Linked DNA regions of Homo sapiens: region 2 is linked to region 1. The links are chromatin loops, found by intact Hi-C in ENCODE. Cell type or tissue: Panc1. All regions are shown on one strand. Links, peaks and the distances in the headings refer to the core of each region. The heading gives the core; the rest is flanking DNA. Region 1 overlaps SEMA3D (semaphorin 3D). Region 2 overlaps SEMA3D (semaphorin 3D).

Region 1 (8,893 bases), core at 1,656-5,655:
ACTACACATCTAGACTATAGGGTATAGCCCATTGCTCCCAGGCAACAAATCTGTACAGCATGTTACTGTACTGAACACTATAACCAATTGTTACACAATGGGAAGTATTTATGTATTTAAACTTATCTAAACATAGAAGAGATACAACAAAAATAAAATATTATAATCTTAGGGGAACACCATCCTATGTGTAGTCTGTGAGTTGATGGAAAAGTTGTTATGCAGCACATGACTGTAATATATAGTAATATAATCCAGTTGTATAATATCGTCTAGTGCTCTCTAGTAAAAATATAATATGAGACATGTAATTTTTTTTTTTTTGAGATGGAGTCTTGCTCTATCACCCAGGCTGTAGTGCAGTAGCATGGTCTTGGCTCACTGCAATCTCTGCCTCCTGGGTTCAAGCTTCAGCCTCCCGAGTAGCTGGGACCACAGGCATGCGCCACCACACCTGGCGAATTTTTGTATTTTTAGTAGAGACGGGGTTTCACCATGTTGGCCAGGCTGGTCTCAAATGCCTGACCTCAAGTGATCCGCTCACCTCTGCCTCCCAAAGTACTGGGATTACAGGCATGAGGCACCGAGCCTGGCCCGAGACTTGTAATTTTAAATTTTCTTACAGTTATATATGAAAGTAAAAAGTAACAGATAAAACCAATTCTTATATATTTAATCCAATATATAATCATTTTAACATGTATACAATATAAAATTATTAATCAAAAAACCATTTTCATGCTAAGTCTTCAGATTCAGGTGTGCATTTTACATTTTCAGTTTTTCTCTATGTGGATGCTGAATTTTATTAGCAATAAAAATTGGTTTGTATTCTGATTTCATAAAATTTACAACTAAAAGAGGAGATTGAATTTACTCAAGTTGTTTCAAACAAATGTAAAAGTTTTCTGATAACTGAATCGAGTATCATTTATTAAATTTAAATTAATTAAATTAAATAACATAAAAGTTGAATTTAAAGCTAGCTTTGAAACTAAAGCAAGATGTAAATACCCACACACTTCATCCTCTTCCCCAGAGGTAGAAAATATATTTTATGTGAGATAGAGGGGAAAGATTCTCAGAATAGAGATATATTTTTTGCCTTATGCTTCATGTAATAGAAAAATGAACACAATTCTCACAACCATCAGGATTTCCGTGAGGATCTTTATCAGGGTTTCTAAGAATTTATACACATATATACATTTTTTCCTTTGGGAACTGGCCTGCAATATCCAACATTTAAGTCAGCCTGGAGCCCAAAATTAAAGCTGTGTTTGTTCTTATTTGTTCTCTTCCCCTTGCCTCTAGTATGATATGTCTGAATGGTGTAAAGCAAATAATAATATTTCATAGAATTTGATTAGGATTTATTATATATTCCTACTTTAATCCCAGCCCAATGATTAACATTTCAAAGATAGAGAAATTGTCATCATAAATTAATCTGGCTTTGGTGTCCACTGTATTTATCTAAGGAGAACAGATAAGTTTCAGAGAGAAATCCTGGAGCAGCTGGATGATATACACAATTCTAGCTTGGCTTTATTTGTGTTTGGTTTGGTTTAATTTTATTTGTTTATAAAGCACGGAGGAAAAATAAAATACTTGAAACCTCATTAGGAATGTTTCAAGGGCTCTGAATTATGAATAGAAATGAGAGCATCACAAAAATCTAATTCCAAATTTTTAAACTCTTTCTGGAATGATGCCATTCAAGTATGGGAATCATGTTGACAGTGTTTTTTTAACCCTTATTTTATGCCAGTCTGGCATAATACATGTCACAAAAGATGTGTTAAATTTATTATGTAAAACCAAAAAAAAAATGCGTGAATGAAAAAGTGAAGTCAAATATAAAGTGTAAGGTGACATACATATGATGGTCTGAACAATATATCAAAAAGCCTTTAATGTTTTATTGGTTTGGGGGGGATAGATAAAAGTACAATATTTAAATCAAATAATTATATAAGAAGCAGAAGCTGGCATATTTTTATGCTATCATTGTTAGTTATTTTTAGTTATTTGGTATTTAAGTACTATATAATAAATGGGGAAATGCCATTCTAAAAGCTATGTTGCTGGAATCTTGGAAGACTAAATCTACAACTCATAGATAAGAACTCCCATTAAAGGAACAGGAAATTATCAGGAATCACATCTTGTCACCAAGCAAGATGATAGAGTATGTTTAATAATACAAAAAGCCAAAAAAAAATCTGGTGGAAAGAAGGATCTTTATTGCAGAGAAATTATAAGGCATTTGCAAAGAGAAGTGATTTCTTATTCTCAAATACAAAAGTTTGAGATTAAAAACACACTGTCATCCCTCAAGATTCGTGGGATATTGATTCCAAGATCCTTCTTGGATACCAAAATCTGCTGATACTCAAGTCTCCTATATAATGTGATGTTGTATTTGCATATAACCTACTCACCTCTTCCCCTATACATTTTTTTCTTCTATAAACTTTAAATCATATCCAGATTACTTATAAAACCTAACACAATGCCTACACATAATTTCATTCCCTTGGATTCAGCATACAAATTAGTGGGCAGCAAATTTAAGTTTTGCTTTGTGAAACTTCAGATATTTTTTTTCCCAGATATTTTTGATCTATAGTTGGTTGAGTCCACAGGTGTGGAGCTCACGGATACAGAGGGCTAATTGTACATACAAAGAAAAACCAATTGGTATAAATAGATAATTCAATCTTTCTTATCCAATCGACTTTATATTTGTATGACATCTTACAGTTCTTTAATGAGATATATACACATATGTATACATATATGTATTTTTACACATACATACAATCACATTTCACTTTTACTAGTAAAAATCCTTAGCCAGGAGTGGCGTCTCACATGTGTAATCTCAGCACTTTGGGAGGCTGAGGCGGGTAGATTACTTGAAGTCAGGAGTTCCAGAGCAGCCTGGCCAACATGGTGAAACCCCATCTCTACTAAAAATACAAAAATTAGCTGGGTGTGGTGGCAGGACCTGTAACCCCAGCTACTCGGGAGGCTGAGGAAGGGGAATCCCTTGAACCTGGGAGGCGGAGGTTGCATTGAGCCAAGATTGGGCCACTGCACTCCAGCCTGGGTGACAGAGTGAGACTCCATCTAAAAAAAAATATATATATATATTTTTTACTTAACAATTCTGCATTTAAGATATGCAATTGTATTGGTAAAAAGAAATAAGTCATATTTTCGAAAGAAAATAAAAACTAGCCTAATAGCAGGTATCACAGATAAAAGAAATGGAGAAATAAGACACAAGCACCAGTCTTCCGTTTACAAATATATCTTTCAGGAAAAATGTACAATAAAATCTCCAGATATGTTTTGATGATGACAAAGCAGAAGACTCCAGTGAATGGATGCAGGCTACAAAAGGATGCTGCAGATTTGTGGGGATACTCAAAGGAGTAGCAAATTTAATATGAACAATTCAAGGGAGTAGCTTCAGGAATAGAAAGTCTAAAAGAAAGAATGTTGGTACAGCAATTAGGAGGAAGTAAGTGAACCGGAAAAACATAGTTCATTCCTCCAGAGAATGGGCTCATCTTTCCGTATACCACAGTATCAACATGAGATGGTCACAGTTCTAGTCACAGAAGTGGAATTTTCTGTCCATCTTTCTTTCTTTTCTTTTTCTTTTCTTTTTTTTTTTTTTTTTTTTTTTTTTTGAGACGGAGTTTTCCTCTTGTTGCCCAGGCTGGAGTGCAATGGCACAATCTTGGCTCACCGCAACCTCTGCCTCCCGGGTTCAAGTGTTGCTCTTGTCTCAGCCTCCTGAGTAGCTGGCATTACAAGCATGCACCACCATGCCCGGCTAATTTTGTATTTTTAGTAGAGACAGGTTTTCGCCATGTGGGCCAGGCAGGTCTCAAATGCCTGACCTCAAGTGATCTGCCCACCTGTTGGTCAGGCTGGTCTCAAAAACCAACCTCAGGTGATTCACCCACCTCAGCCTCCCAAAGTGCTGGGATTACAGGCTTGAGCCACCATGCCTGGCCTCTGTCAGTCTTTCTAATAATCCCTGTTTCTAACTATCTGTAAATATATCTATCTGTAGATGTGCTGTTAGCAACCTGGTTAAAAAGCAATTTAATACCAGTAATGCAAAATACAATGCCTTGATCAATTTAGAAGCAAAATCTTGTATCTATAAATATATTTTTCTGATATTTAGATAACAGAATTTCATGAAAATCTTAAGAATCAATTTTTTCAAGTACCTTATTATTTAAATATTATTTATTTATCCTAATGCTTTAGTGTCATTGATATTGTTTCACTTACCTATATATCTGCTAATTTATTGTTTTCTGATCTTGTAGTTATATATGAAATAACCAGGCTCAGTCCTGGATATACAACATAGGAGAAGTACCCTTCCTATTATTTCCTAACAGCCTAATTCATTTGACCAACTCCCTGCCTCATCTCCCTATCAATTTTCAGCAGTCTTTCAACTGGGAGTGCACCCTGTCCCTAACATGCCAGCCCACTCCACACTAGCTTTGGGTTTTATTCTCTCAAACACCCACTGCCTAGTAGGTGTAAACAATTTCAACCAATGAACAAAAGTTAATCAAATTATCTCTTCTATGGTCAGAGATCACAATGACAATCTATTTAAAGGTATGGAAACTTGATCAGCAAAGTAGGTTCTAGGAAATGAAGATTAAAAATAAACATGGAAAAAATGAATAAGTAAAAATTTGAATTTAAAATCACAAGTGTCAGAAACAGCTACTAAGTATCACTATTAATGATGATCATTAATTAACCCTCCCTGAGATCTGTGAGAATTCTCTGTCATCATATCTTGTTTTCCTTTTCACTTACAAAACAACTTATATTTTTTACTATTCATCTTAATATGACTTGTTTTAGTGTTCTGTTTTGAGCTTTCAGTGTGGACACTGATGGCACTCACAGTTTACTAAGCAGGAAATGGTTAACATCATCTAGTTCAAGGACTCTCATATTTGAGTTCTTCTAATAATCCAGATAAGATTTCTACTAACGTCCTTAGCTGAGAGTAAATACACATTTCTATAAGATACTTGTTTTTAAAAGGAAACAATGTTTATATAGTTAACTGGGTTACTGAAACACAAAAATGAGATAAAACGAAAAATTAGTTCAAACCTCCTTCCTTGGAGCACCCCCAGGTTTCTTTGCAGTTAGGGTAGACTCATGAGAAGATATAGTTATCTTCTCAGTACAATACATCTCACAGGAACTGTTAAAACAAGTAGCTCTTCTGAATATAGTTAGAAACTTTGAAAAAAATTAGTTAAATCAGTCGCGGTAACATCAGATAATGTCTCTAATTATATATGTGCGGTGTGTACATGTGTGTGTGCATGTATGTGTGTGTGTGTAGATTTTTTTTGTTGTGGGTAACAGTGCTATATAAACATTTATATTGCTTAGTATTTGAGAAACTTTCAGGTGATTTTAAGCTTTTAAACAGGTTAAGCTTTTAACTTAGTTAAATTTTTTTAGAACTTTAGAAACTTTTTAAAATAATATTTTATTTTTCTAACATTTACAATAAAATAAATGAACAGGAAACACAAAATGAAACCATTTGCACAATAAAAGGTATTAACAGGAAACACAAAATAACACCAAATCTTAAAATGTTATGTCAAAATTTAAAATGTCTTAATAAACAGTGATAATATTATTTTCTTAAAAATACAAAAGTAACACTTGGCCAGGCGTGGTGGCTCATGCCTGTAATCTCAGCACTTTGGGAGGCCAAGGCAGGTGGATCACCTGATGTCAGGAGTTCAAGACCAGCCTGGACAACATGGCGAAACCCTGCCTCCCCAAATAAATAAGTAAAAATACAAAAAGTTAGCCAGGCATGGTGGCACGTGCCTGTAATCTCAGCTACTTGGGAGGCTGAGACAGGATTGCTTGAACCCAGGAGGTTGCAGTGAGCCAAGATCGTGTCACTGCGTTCCAGCCTGGATGACAGAGCAAGACTCTGTCTCAAAAAATAAATAAACAGCAAAAAATGAAAACAAACAAACAAACAAAAACCAAAAGTAACACTTGCCTCAAACAATGATGATGGTCTCATTTATCATCACTGTAAGTGCTAACATCAAATTTTCAGTCACAGACTTTGTGATATTATAAATCGTAGGGAATATTTGCCATAATGGACTGAGAAAAATCAGAAAACAATGACATTAAAGAAGATACTGAGCTTTTATAGTAGACTTACAGTGCTTCCATTCACTTCCACCATGTCAGAGGCTATTGGACTTCTCAATTAAGATTCAGGGGCTACGATTAACATTAGCATCTAATAGTCTAACACTGTGATTCCAAAACTATGTGCAAGACACTCTGGAGTAATACAGTGAACTCATCAGGAATGCTGTAAGATATTTTAAAATTTCAAGATAAACACAACAATACTCACTATTTATCAGACACTGTATTAACCACTAGTCAAGCTATTTCTTAATTTTAACATTCAAGGGGGTTACATTCAAGGGGTCATAGCCATGTGAAGTTGGGTTCTTAGTAAAGCAAGTATCCCCAAAAGTCCTCATGGAACAGGTACTAAGGATCTCAGTGTTCAATCTGATTCCAAGGTTTGAGAAGTTGTACGGTGCCCAACACATACGCACTCACCATTAGTAAGTAATTCATATGTAATTTAAGAATATTTAAATTTAAAACATGTAAAACTTTTTTTTGTTTTAATTTATGTTGTCAGGACATAAATACTTATTTAGTTGTTTGGCCTTAACTGTAATAGTCAGAATTCTTGGTATTTGTTTGTTGGCCTAGAGGTGTGATGAAAAAAATTTTGAGCTGTTACGGTACTAAGAACTGAAAATCTTGGAAAGATATTTCTGTTCTAAATACTTTTCTAGAAATATATATATATATATATATATTATATATATATACACACACACATATATTTACAGGGATATATATATATACACACACACACATATATTTACAGGGATATATATATACACACACACATATATTTACAGGGATATATATATATACACACACACACACACATATATTTACAGGGATATATATATTATATATATAGAATATATATATATTCTGTAAATAGAATCACTTCCCAAATCAAACCTGAAACCTGAAGGAGAATTTGTGTATGCAATGTACTAATCAATTTACTGCTTACATCTTAATGTTCATTTTAACTCCTTTACTCTTCAGTATCTTCTAGCTTTTGCTACATTTATACCTAGAAGATTATAGTCATCGCAGCTTTTCTATATTTCAGTTCTCTGAGTTTATGTATAAAGTAATGAAGTAGGTAAGACCTGGCATAACAATGCCCTTATTGTGGTGCCACAATTAAGCCACACTGGAAAGGATCCAAAGATGACTTTCTTTACATTGAATTCCCTCTGTGGTGAATGGTGAATGGTGTTATTTTGTGTTTCCTGTTAATTCCTTTTATTGTAAATGTTAGACAAACAAAATAATATTTTAAAACAATGTTTCTAAAGTTCTAAAGCAATTTAACTCAGTTAAAAGCTTAACCTATTTAAAAGCTTAATATCACCTGAAAGTTTCTCAAATACTAAGCAATATAAATTTTAAACAGCACTGTTACCTACAATAAAAAAAATCCACACACACACACACACACACACACCGCACATATATAATTAGAGACGTTATCTGATATTACTGAGACTGAAAGTCTAGTAAAACTATGTAAAAAAAATTGCTGCAAAAACCCTATGTAAACCTGAATAGAGAAAGTGTTGTCAACCCAAGAAAATGGTCCATTTTCTCATTCCTTAATTTGGGCTTGTATAGTCTGTCCTCATTTCTTTTTTCATTCTTCACTTTGGAAATCTTCAAAATAAACCAGGTAAACATCTCCAAGTTTATACATGTATAGAAGATTTCTGGAAATTTTTCCCAACCCCAAATTAAAACAAAGCAAACAAAAACAGTGTGATACTCTTAAAAAACAGTAGCAGATTATTTTCAAAATCAGTTCCAGAAAGAATATAGTTCTTAATCAGAACTAGGGAGTTCTTAATCAGAACTAGGGATTAGACAATATATATTTCTATGCTGGTTAAAATAGAGCACCGTAGTTGATGTGTGTATGCATGTGTGTATGCGTGTGTGTGTGTGTGTGTGTGTGTGTGTGTGTGATCAAGGTATGCAATTCTCAGTATATTATAGTGTATTTAGTACTATTTCTTTCATATTCTCAAAGCATCTTGTACTGGTAGAGCTTTTTGTGGTAATATTTTCTGTTTAGTTCATCACATTGACCTGAAGTAGAACTTAAACTATTATATTAGAAGAAAATTTTAAATTCCTATTTTAAAATTCCAAATTTTAGACTGTCTGTAAAAAAAAGTTTTTTGACCTTACTTTGATAAAAATAATGAAAAAGTCCACAAAACTTTTTTGCAAAGAACATCTCTTACAATTGTATTATATACCTTGAGATGCTTTCTTTATTTTCTAATTATAGAATAGTTCATTATCTTATAGCTTCTTGACTGAATATATGAAAAAATTGTTTAAATTTCATAATCTTTGATTTCATAACCACTGTACAATTTTGTCTCCCTTTGATTTATTAACCATTTATCTCTTCCTTGTCTTGTTTTTATGTTTTATTTTATACCTATCTTTACTTGTAGGACAATATTTCTTTGTTCAGAGTGAGGGTTCTTTAATCTTTGGTTTTGATTATTTCAAGTACCTGTTAAACAAATTTTACGGTAATGTGTAAATAAGTAATGAATGAATTACCTCTTACTGATTGTTAGAATAAGCCAAAGATGCATGTAAAAGAATCACTGTGGGCCATAAGCAA
Region 2 (8,893 bases), core at 3,181-7,180, 53 kb before region 1:
CATCGCCGCTTGGTTTGTGACCTTAGGTAGGTGTGAATCTCAGCAGCCCAGCCTTAAAACACAAATCATCTCCACCAAGTTAATACTCATTTGAAAGAAACTTGCAGTAAACATTTCTTGAGCTTTTTTGTGTATGCCAGCTAATGCTGCTCTTTAAAATAATACTTCATTATTATCTTCTAGGTAGAGCTTGTTCTACCTAAAATACATCTGACCTCTTCTAGATGATCCCTTCTTATAAATACCTGTCAATTTTATTATCATCTCCCCAGAAAGGTCTTTTCTAATAACCAATCTGAAGTAGTTTCCCAGGAACACCACACATTTTTTAACATAATACTTCGCAATAAGTGCTATTTTGTTTCCTTTTCTCCATTAACTCTCTATTCCCAAATTGAAGACACTATGAGCATGAATGTCTGACCTGTTTTATTTTTCACTATATTCTCAGCATCTAGAAGAGTATCAGGAATATAGTAGAACCTCAATAAATATGTATTGCAAGGCCGGGTGCCATGGCTCATGCCCTGTAATCCTAGCACTTTGGGATTACAAGTGAGGTGGGCAGATTTCATGAACCCAGAAGTTTGAGACCAGACTGGGCAACATGGCAACACTCTGTCTCTATGAAAAATAATAATAATAAAGTTAGCTGGGCATGGTGACAAGCACCTGTAGTCCCAACTACTCAGGAGGCTGAGGTGAGAGGATTGTTTGAGCCCAAGAAGTTAAGGCTGCAGTAAGCCGAGATCACATCACTGCAGTCCAGCCTGGGTGACAGGAGTGCGAACCTATCTCATAAAACAAACAAACAAAAAAACACCTACAAATATGTATTGCATGAAAGAGAGAGAAATGCTAATATACCATACAAATTAATATAAATCTAAGAAGTCCACAAATGGTCAGTAATTTAGAACCTGTGGTCCAATTACTCTTGCGGATGGACTTCAAACTTTTGTAGTGAATACTATTCAACACCTCTAATCCATGACTTACTGAAGTTTAGTAAGCACTGATGTCTGGTGTCAAGGAACATTGCTTTTTCTTCCTACCACCTTTAGCACCTGGCACAGAATCTGGCATGGTGAGCGCTCAATAATTATTCTTTGAAAAGTAATCTGCAGAGTTTCCCATAGAATTGGACACAGAGAAGGAGTTCTTGTGAGAGTTCTGGCGAGGTCTGAGCAGTCTGACAACATCCTGACAGTCCATTACAGTAACCAGATGGGACCTGCACATCAGCACCCGGGCTAGGGAGCCAGCACATCCATGAACGAGTCGATTGTTTTAGCTCTGTGATTACTAGACAGCATATGCTCGGCAGGCAATGGAAACAGATTAATCACATGAAACTAAGCAGGGTGTCTTATAGCAAAAGTTAATTTATTAGGATGTCCACATGCTTTCCAAGTATTTCTATTTTCTTAATTTCAAGTATTAAATAAGAATTAAAAGACTGATGATTTTGTTTTACAAATAATTTGATTTTAAGTGAGAAGGTTATTTATTCTTTTCTTTTCCCACTATGTAATAGACTTCTTAGAAGCTAAAGCATTAGACAGAAATGTCTTACTCAGCCATAGAGTAAGTTAATAGAACTGGAGTCAGAACATCATTCTGATTTATAATAGTATTTTTGCTTATACTTAATATCAAACAAGCAAGTGTAGAGTCCTCATGTATCAAAACTCTTGTTCTAGACTTCCTTAAAGAAAGGGAAATAACAAAGCTCTTTTTATGTTAGACAAAGAAGGGTGTTTAAATATTCCACTGGAAATTATTATATGTAAAATTATAAATTCATTTAGGTTAGTTATTTTCACAATATAAATGCTCAAACATAAAGGTGTAGCATTATGGATTTCAAGTAATCTTTACAATTACATGCAAAAAGAAAGAAGAAAGAGAAAGAAAGAAACGAAAAGAGAAAAGGAAAGAAAGAAAGAGAGAGAGAAAGGAAGGAAGGAAGGAGAGAAAGAGAAAGAGAGAGAAAGAGAGAGGGAGAGAGGGAGGGAGGGAAAGAAGGAAGGAAGGAGGGAAGGAAGGAAGGAAGGAGGGAAGGAAGGAAGGAAGGAAAGAAGGAAGGAAGGAAGAGAAGGAGGGAGGGAGGGAAGGAAGGGAAGGAAGGAGAAAGAGAGAAAGAAAGCCAACAAATAAATGCTTGAATAATATAGACACAAAAGCAGTACTCAGCTTGGTAAGCCATACGTCATTCTCTTTGTGACCCTTTGCTTGCATCCTGGTTTAGAGACTTGTTCCATCCCTGCAGGTTTGAACCGCTTCCAAAATAAGTAACATTTTCATATGGAAGGATCCCAACAATTCATTAACTCAAAAGTCCAACTAAGTAACATAACCAAACAGAGAGTATTGCATATTTTTTTTTACCATCAACTATGACTCCATTAAAAAAAAAAGAGTGAGAAAGAGGGAGGGGAAGACTTTCAGCTTGTATACATTATTCTTGAAGTTTACATAGAGAGGGCTCTGGATTTTATATGAATTATTACTAGGACTACTTAAGGCTGGCTGAAGTAGAGAATGTTCACTTGTAGTCAAACTGACAGTTACTATGTCGTTTCGAATAATTTGTTTAGAAACCGTGGGTCCTTAAACCATATTGTACAAATGTCAAACACATTCATTATTATAATGTCTACACTGAACAGGCTTCTAATGCATCACTTGTAAATGAATGATAAATAGATATAAATGTCTATTCACAGTTGGCCACCTTTCCGAAGGACTATTAAAGTTCTTCTTTTATATACTTTCTCTGACTCAGGAGATAGAGTAGGATGTTAAGGGCTGGGGCAGGAAAATGCAGCTCCCTTAATTTAAACTATGAGAAATCTACATACAATCACTTCTGGCCTTTTGGCTAAGATCAAGTGAAAAATCTGCATACAGAATAGACAATAGACTCTTTTCTGCTCCATTTCTCAAACATATTTTTCCCCATTCGAACTGAACAACAAGGAAACAACAAACCCCAAGTTCCAAATTTAAATGCAAACATTTTAGATTAACCAGTTAACATTAATCCAAATTTTACTCATCCGTCTTGTACTAGTTCAAAACCATGAACAACATGTAGTTGTTTTCCTCTCTCTGTATTTCTACCATATGTGATCTGTCTCATTATTTTGGACATTTAAAATTTTCTAACTTTCCTTGTAACTGTATTATGCCTTGTCTCCCTAACTAAGATTAGAGCAATGACAAGATCTGAGTTTTATATTCTATTACAATATGCTTAGTGCTAATAATAGATACTCAATGGATTTTTGTTGAACTAAATGAAAAAGAAATGCTGGCTCAAGTAGAAGGGCAAAAGAAAAAAATATTCAAAGTGTAGTCACTTATAAAGTATCCCAAGTTTTATTTCTATAATGCATATAAGTTGTTTCGGCTGCAGAGACTGACAAAACCAAACCAATAAAAGTGGCATTATTTTATGTATAATTACACTAAGATATATATTAAATGATGCTTAAGTCATATTTAGTTATTTGATTTTTTAAAAAATATGTTTTCTGTACATTAACTATTTAGTGAATAATGCTAAATACTATGACTATAGAATAACATATTATGTAAGTCTTTGAACCAAGTTATAAGACACTCTTTCTTATCAATGTCACACCCCTAAAACAGTCAAAATACTAAAGGGAGAAAACTTATATGTTTTCAACATAATTAAAGAGATTTGCAGCAGACCAGATTTCATGAAGTTTATATTAAATCATGAATCGAGAAAACTTTTGCAGAGGCAAATAAACTCTTGTACAAGCAAAATAATTATTTATGAGGATTAGCAGATTTTTCAATTTTTACTACACAAGATGAAAAAAATACTGGAAACAAATACTTTCCAAGGCTATCTACTGAAAGAAAAATAAATTCTTCCAGATAATTTTCTTGTAGAACTAGCTAATCTTTGTAAGTCTTTCCAAATAGGCAATATATATACCTCTTTTTGTTTGGCTGAGAAAACTTTTATGTTTCCCTTGGGTTACCTTTGTTAAATTGAAAAAGAAAAAATCAGTCTTCTAAGTCAATTAATTTTTAAAGAAAGTTTGTTTTCTGTTCCCTCTGTAAGTGTAGTATTCAAAGTGTTTCGTTCCTAAATATTCCTTCAACTTGAGGTGACTGATATCAGCAACTTATAGTTACCCTCCTTTCCTTGCAAGTTTGAGAGTTGAAACTAATATATTTCTGGCCAACGAGATGAAAGAGAGGGTTTTGCAAAGTTTTTTTGCTCCTAAAAAAGAGATATAAGTGATGATCTATTGTTCCATTTGTATTTCTTTGTCTGGATGTGACCCATGAAGACTGTGGCAGCCATCTTGCTACCAACCTAAAGATAATGCCAATCCCAAGAGTGGCCGACAGAGAAAGAACCGGGTCCTCGATAACATCATTAAGCAGATGATATTTTCATCTTTGTAGTCACTCAAACTCTGAACATATTCATATTATATAACAAATTTTCTTATTTTTAAGCCAAATTCAGGTGTCTTTTATTCTGTTAGCTATCTATTCCACGCTAATTGATAAAAGTAATATAGTGGTTTCTTACTCAAAAAAGGAAAACTAACAAAATCACAAATTCAAAATTTAAAGAAACACACTACTTAGTGTATTTTATGTATCAGACATTGTGCAATGCACTAAAAGAGAATCAGAAGTGCATAAAAATCATCCCCTTATTCAAGGAATGTATAATGTGGATGAAGGCATACTGACACAAATGAATACTGACAACACTATCAGCTAGGACATCTGACATTGGCATAAATATATAAAATGCTCCTGTAAACGTGAAGAACACTTAAATTTCCCGAGGGTGAGGTGAAGCCTTGGAGAGCAAAAGGTGAAAAAAATATAATTCGATAAAGCCTTTCAAGAATGAAGAGCAGTGAAATGAGCAAGAAAGTGAAATCCAGGAAGTTTTAGAAAAGACACAGAACTTGATAGTAAATTATCTATTTTATGAAGAATAAACAGGGTGCTTTGAGTAAAGGAGAAAGAGAGGGTGGGGAGAGAGAAGCAGAAAATAGAGTGCATGTGAGAGAACAATGAATAGTTAACAGTGAGACTGGAAACAGGGTTGCAATGGGCTAGGAAGAGCCTTAGAAGTCAATACTAAGAAGCCTGGAGTTTATTCAAGTTCCTAAGAAAAACTGCCAGAGTTGTACAAGTGAGTGAGATACATTCAGACTTTTAATTTTGTGACGATAACTCTTACCGTTGTGGTGAACAGATTAGATAGGAGAAAAGGATAAACTAAGTTAAAAATGGTATTATCACTCACACTAGAAAAATATATTGAAATATTTGCCACATTATCAGCTTGGCCTGTCAGCTGAGGCTTTTGCTGGGGCTACGTCACAGCTCAATTCTCCCTTTGCCTAATACTGCTTCCTAGCTTTCCTCCCACTGGGCTGATTCCAAGAACACTCACTTATGAGCTAATCTTCATCTCAGAGTTGGCTTCTGGAGAAACTGAACCTACAACAAAAGTGTCATAACTGGTAAATACAGTTCTTGATCCATGTCCTTCTCTTACAATGTGATCACTTCTGGTTCTGATTGTTCCATTTTGATCTAGTGTTGGGGGAATGGACTGTCAAATCAATGGGCATCATCTTTCCAGACCCCGTCCCAGAGAAGGAGTCCACGAGTATTCCCTAGCCGAAGAGAGGCCTTACGGACCAACTTTGGAATCGTTAAGCTTCGGGATAGTTAAGTTGTGAGGTGTCACATCCTTGCAATGTGTGCTTATACTTGCTTTTAAGTCTAAGTCCCTATAGAAATAGTCCTTCCTCTCAAAAAAATTTTCAAAAAAGACAAAAGGTCATAATATCATCCATCTTCTTTTAATACCAGAGAATTTAAAAAACAAAGAAATAAAAAACAACTCAGTCTACTTAATTTTTATTTTCTAGATAGTGGAAATGTTCCCCAAAAATCTAATTAATTTTGACTTTCTTCCTCTGCAATCATTTATTTGTCAAATATTTACTAATTATATACCTGCGCTATTCACTCTAGTAGACTCAAAATCTAGTCTAAACAAGAGTAAAGATAGTAAAAAGATATTATTAAATGATTATTACAAAATGAATTTTGTGAAGGATTTTGCTATAATTTCTGGTGATTCTGCACTAAATGCCCATGGCAAATATGAATGATAATGGCCTTTTTTTCAGTAGGCACAGCCTTGTTTGTACAAAACCTCCAAGTTCACATATATTGCAAATTTTGCTAACTTCAATTGAGTATTTTCTACAGATTTTTTTTTTAACTTTCCAAGGGAAAAAAAAATCCCAACCAGTCACTGATAACTCAATTATATGTTGTAGATTGCTTTAACCCTAAAGAGTACAAAGGACAGCCTTCAGCCCCTCAGAGTCCCAACATGTGTGGTTTCCTCCGCAAAAGAGTTTGGATCTTTGCCGAGGGGCACTGAGCCAATGAAAACCAAGTGGGTCTAAACCTAAAGTACTGCATTTTGACACTTATGTGCTACTGTGGAGTATCTTTAGCAATAGAGTGATTTATATAAATTGGAATGGTGGATACCTATATAACATAAATTATTACCTTTGCATACATAATCCCCTTATGAATTATACATTTTATAGAGATATAAAGAAATATCAGTTATGTAGATAACATCTAATTTCATAATGTATTCAAACAACTTTATTTTAATAATATCATAAGATAAATTGATACTTCATAAACATTTACTTTTTAAAATATTAGCACATTTCATGCATGGAACATCGCCAAAGAGAGATTTGCTTAAAATAGTCACAGCAGGAAGTTATAAGAATTTATTTTAAGCAATGATCTAATACACTCAGTTCAGATAAAGGGAATTTTTCTTCCAATCCCTGAAGGCAGAGAACAGAACAAGAACAAATTCCCTTAAAAGTATGAATTGCTTTTTGCTAGTATGGTAAAACTGAGACATATTTGGAAAAAATGCCTTTTAAGCTATGCAGCATCTCTTAAAGCAAAATTGCAAAGTTAGCTAAGATTTTTTTCCTTGGCCACTTTCATAAAACACGTCATCCCCTGCTAAGATATTTACTGAAAATTAAGATGTTACTTGATGCCATCAATTGGCTCGTACTAGGAGTATGAGTATTTTTAAAAGAAATTCCTGAAGAAAAAAATACAGCCTTAAGAAAAAAATGGAATGGAGCTATAATTTTAGATTAGAATGGAGGACAAACTTTCAAATTCTAGTACATAATCAACTGCTTATTTTATTTTATGTTAAACAATATCCAGGCTACCAGATACTTTAATTTTTTTAAAGATAATCATATGAGGTTTTTAGTGTGTTTGGATTAACAGAAGTCAAAAACAATTGCTAGCAGTATTTTAGCCCTCATTTTTTCATCCAAAAACACAGATTACATGAAATGTATGTGTATACATTTGCAGAAATAATTTCTTTATTAAGTATGAGCCTTTATAAGAAATAACTCCTTTTCCTTTGGTAGGCCTTAAAAATGTGTGAAAGAATTACTTAAAAGTTAATTGACTAAAAACCAAATATCATTGTTCTATTTCAGAAGTGAAGTAATATTACTACATATGAAGATAAATATTTTGTGTAGACTAAAGCCCTGAGAACAAATAATTCTAAAATAATTGAACAACTGATATTTGGCTATTAAATCTCACAATTAGAGGGTTAAAGTGGTCATTGTAGATTAATACTGTATGTAGCTTCAAAGTCCAAAGTCCTAGGATGGCCTATAAATAATTCTCTTTGAAGAAGAAGAACTCAATATTGGTAACTATTGGATTTAAACCGTGCAACTGCTCCTAATCTTTTTTTTCAATACTTCTGACAAAGATGGGTTAAAAAGACAATAGAAGATGTTTCAAAGATGCAGAAGAGATCTGATATTATGTAATCTTATCAGCCACTCGATCTCTGCCAGTCTTAGCATCTATCTCTGCTTGCATAGATATTGATATTTGCTAAAGTACTAGTTAATAGACAATGTCTAAAGTGTGGCACCCTTTCCTCCGGGTTTCACACTGGTGGTTGAAAATGTAGGACATAGTAGTAATTGCCTTAAGAATTTTAAAGTACTAGTGTATGTTTCTTTGTCATGGTGAGATTGTCTTAATGAACCCATAGTTGGGGAATTATTTATCTTTACTTGCTGAGAGTGATTGACTTGTAGGAGAAACCTGTTCAGATGTGAAATGAGAGTTTGGAAAAAGCAGTATGGTGTTTGTTATTATAGCCACATTATCATTTGAAAGTATGCTTATTTGTGAACTGAAAGTTAATAAAATTTAATTTTACAACTATTGTTAGGATATAAATATTCATTCTTGATGTATAACTAATTTGTCATTTCTTCAGTCTCAAACTTTCCATTTCTATTATATGGCCTAGTGTATATTAACTAATTTTTTATGTTTTCATTTATATTTTCAAAGCTTTTATTATATTTATTCACTCTAAATAAAGAACATGCATATGTACTTAAATCCATAAAAATCCAGAATGTGTATCAGAGGCAATATATTCTTTATGCTGCTTTTTGACATGTATGTGATGCACTGCATTTGACACTGTGTCCCTTAAAACAAAGCAAAACAAAACGGGAGAAGAAGAGAGATGAAAATAAATGAATTTAACCAAATGTATATATAAATATACTGACCTTCTTAAAATTTTTGTTTAAGTCAACCAGACTGAGTAGAAAGATGTGGTCTTTGGCTCCCAAGAGCAGCCTGCCTCTTTCCTCATCTAAGAGAAGAGTTTGAAAATCCAGTCCTTCTGATGAACCCAAAAAGGGAATACAGCTATTTGAAAGCAGCAAGTCTATGGAAAGCAAAAAAAGAA

Evidence for each region. Peaks named below come from ENCODE experiments on the same cell type or tissue, not always from the same donor. Only the 100,000 strongest peaks of a DNase experiment are listed, where the experiment ranks them.
Region 2: a loop joins it to region 1, with 6 times the contacts of the local background. A loop is called at or near these places in 3 of 110 quality-filtered maps.

The regions. Positions count from the first base shown.
Region 1 is chr7:85,143,416-85,152,308 of GRCh38, forward strand. The region is part of intron 2 of SEMA3D (semaphorin 3D); the gene reads right to left. Among named protein-coding and RNA genes, the nearest start is that of SEMA3D, 39 kb to the right of the region's middle. In Panc1, for the core only: no CTCF peak of the experiment used is centred there; no DNase peak of the experiment used is centred there.
Region 2 is chr7:85,089,094-85,097,986 of GRCh38, forward strand. It overlaps SEMA3D (semaphorin 3D), which reads right to left. Exons shown (of 19, transcript NM_001384900.1): 4 at 8,712-8,872. Among named protein-coding and RNA genes, the nearest start is that of SEMA3D, 94 kb to the right of the region's middle. In Panc1, for the core only: no CTCF peak of the experiment used is centred there; a DNase peak (open chromatin) is centred at 5,487.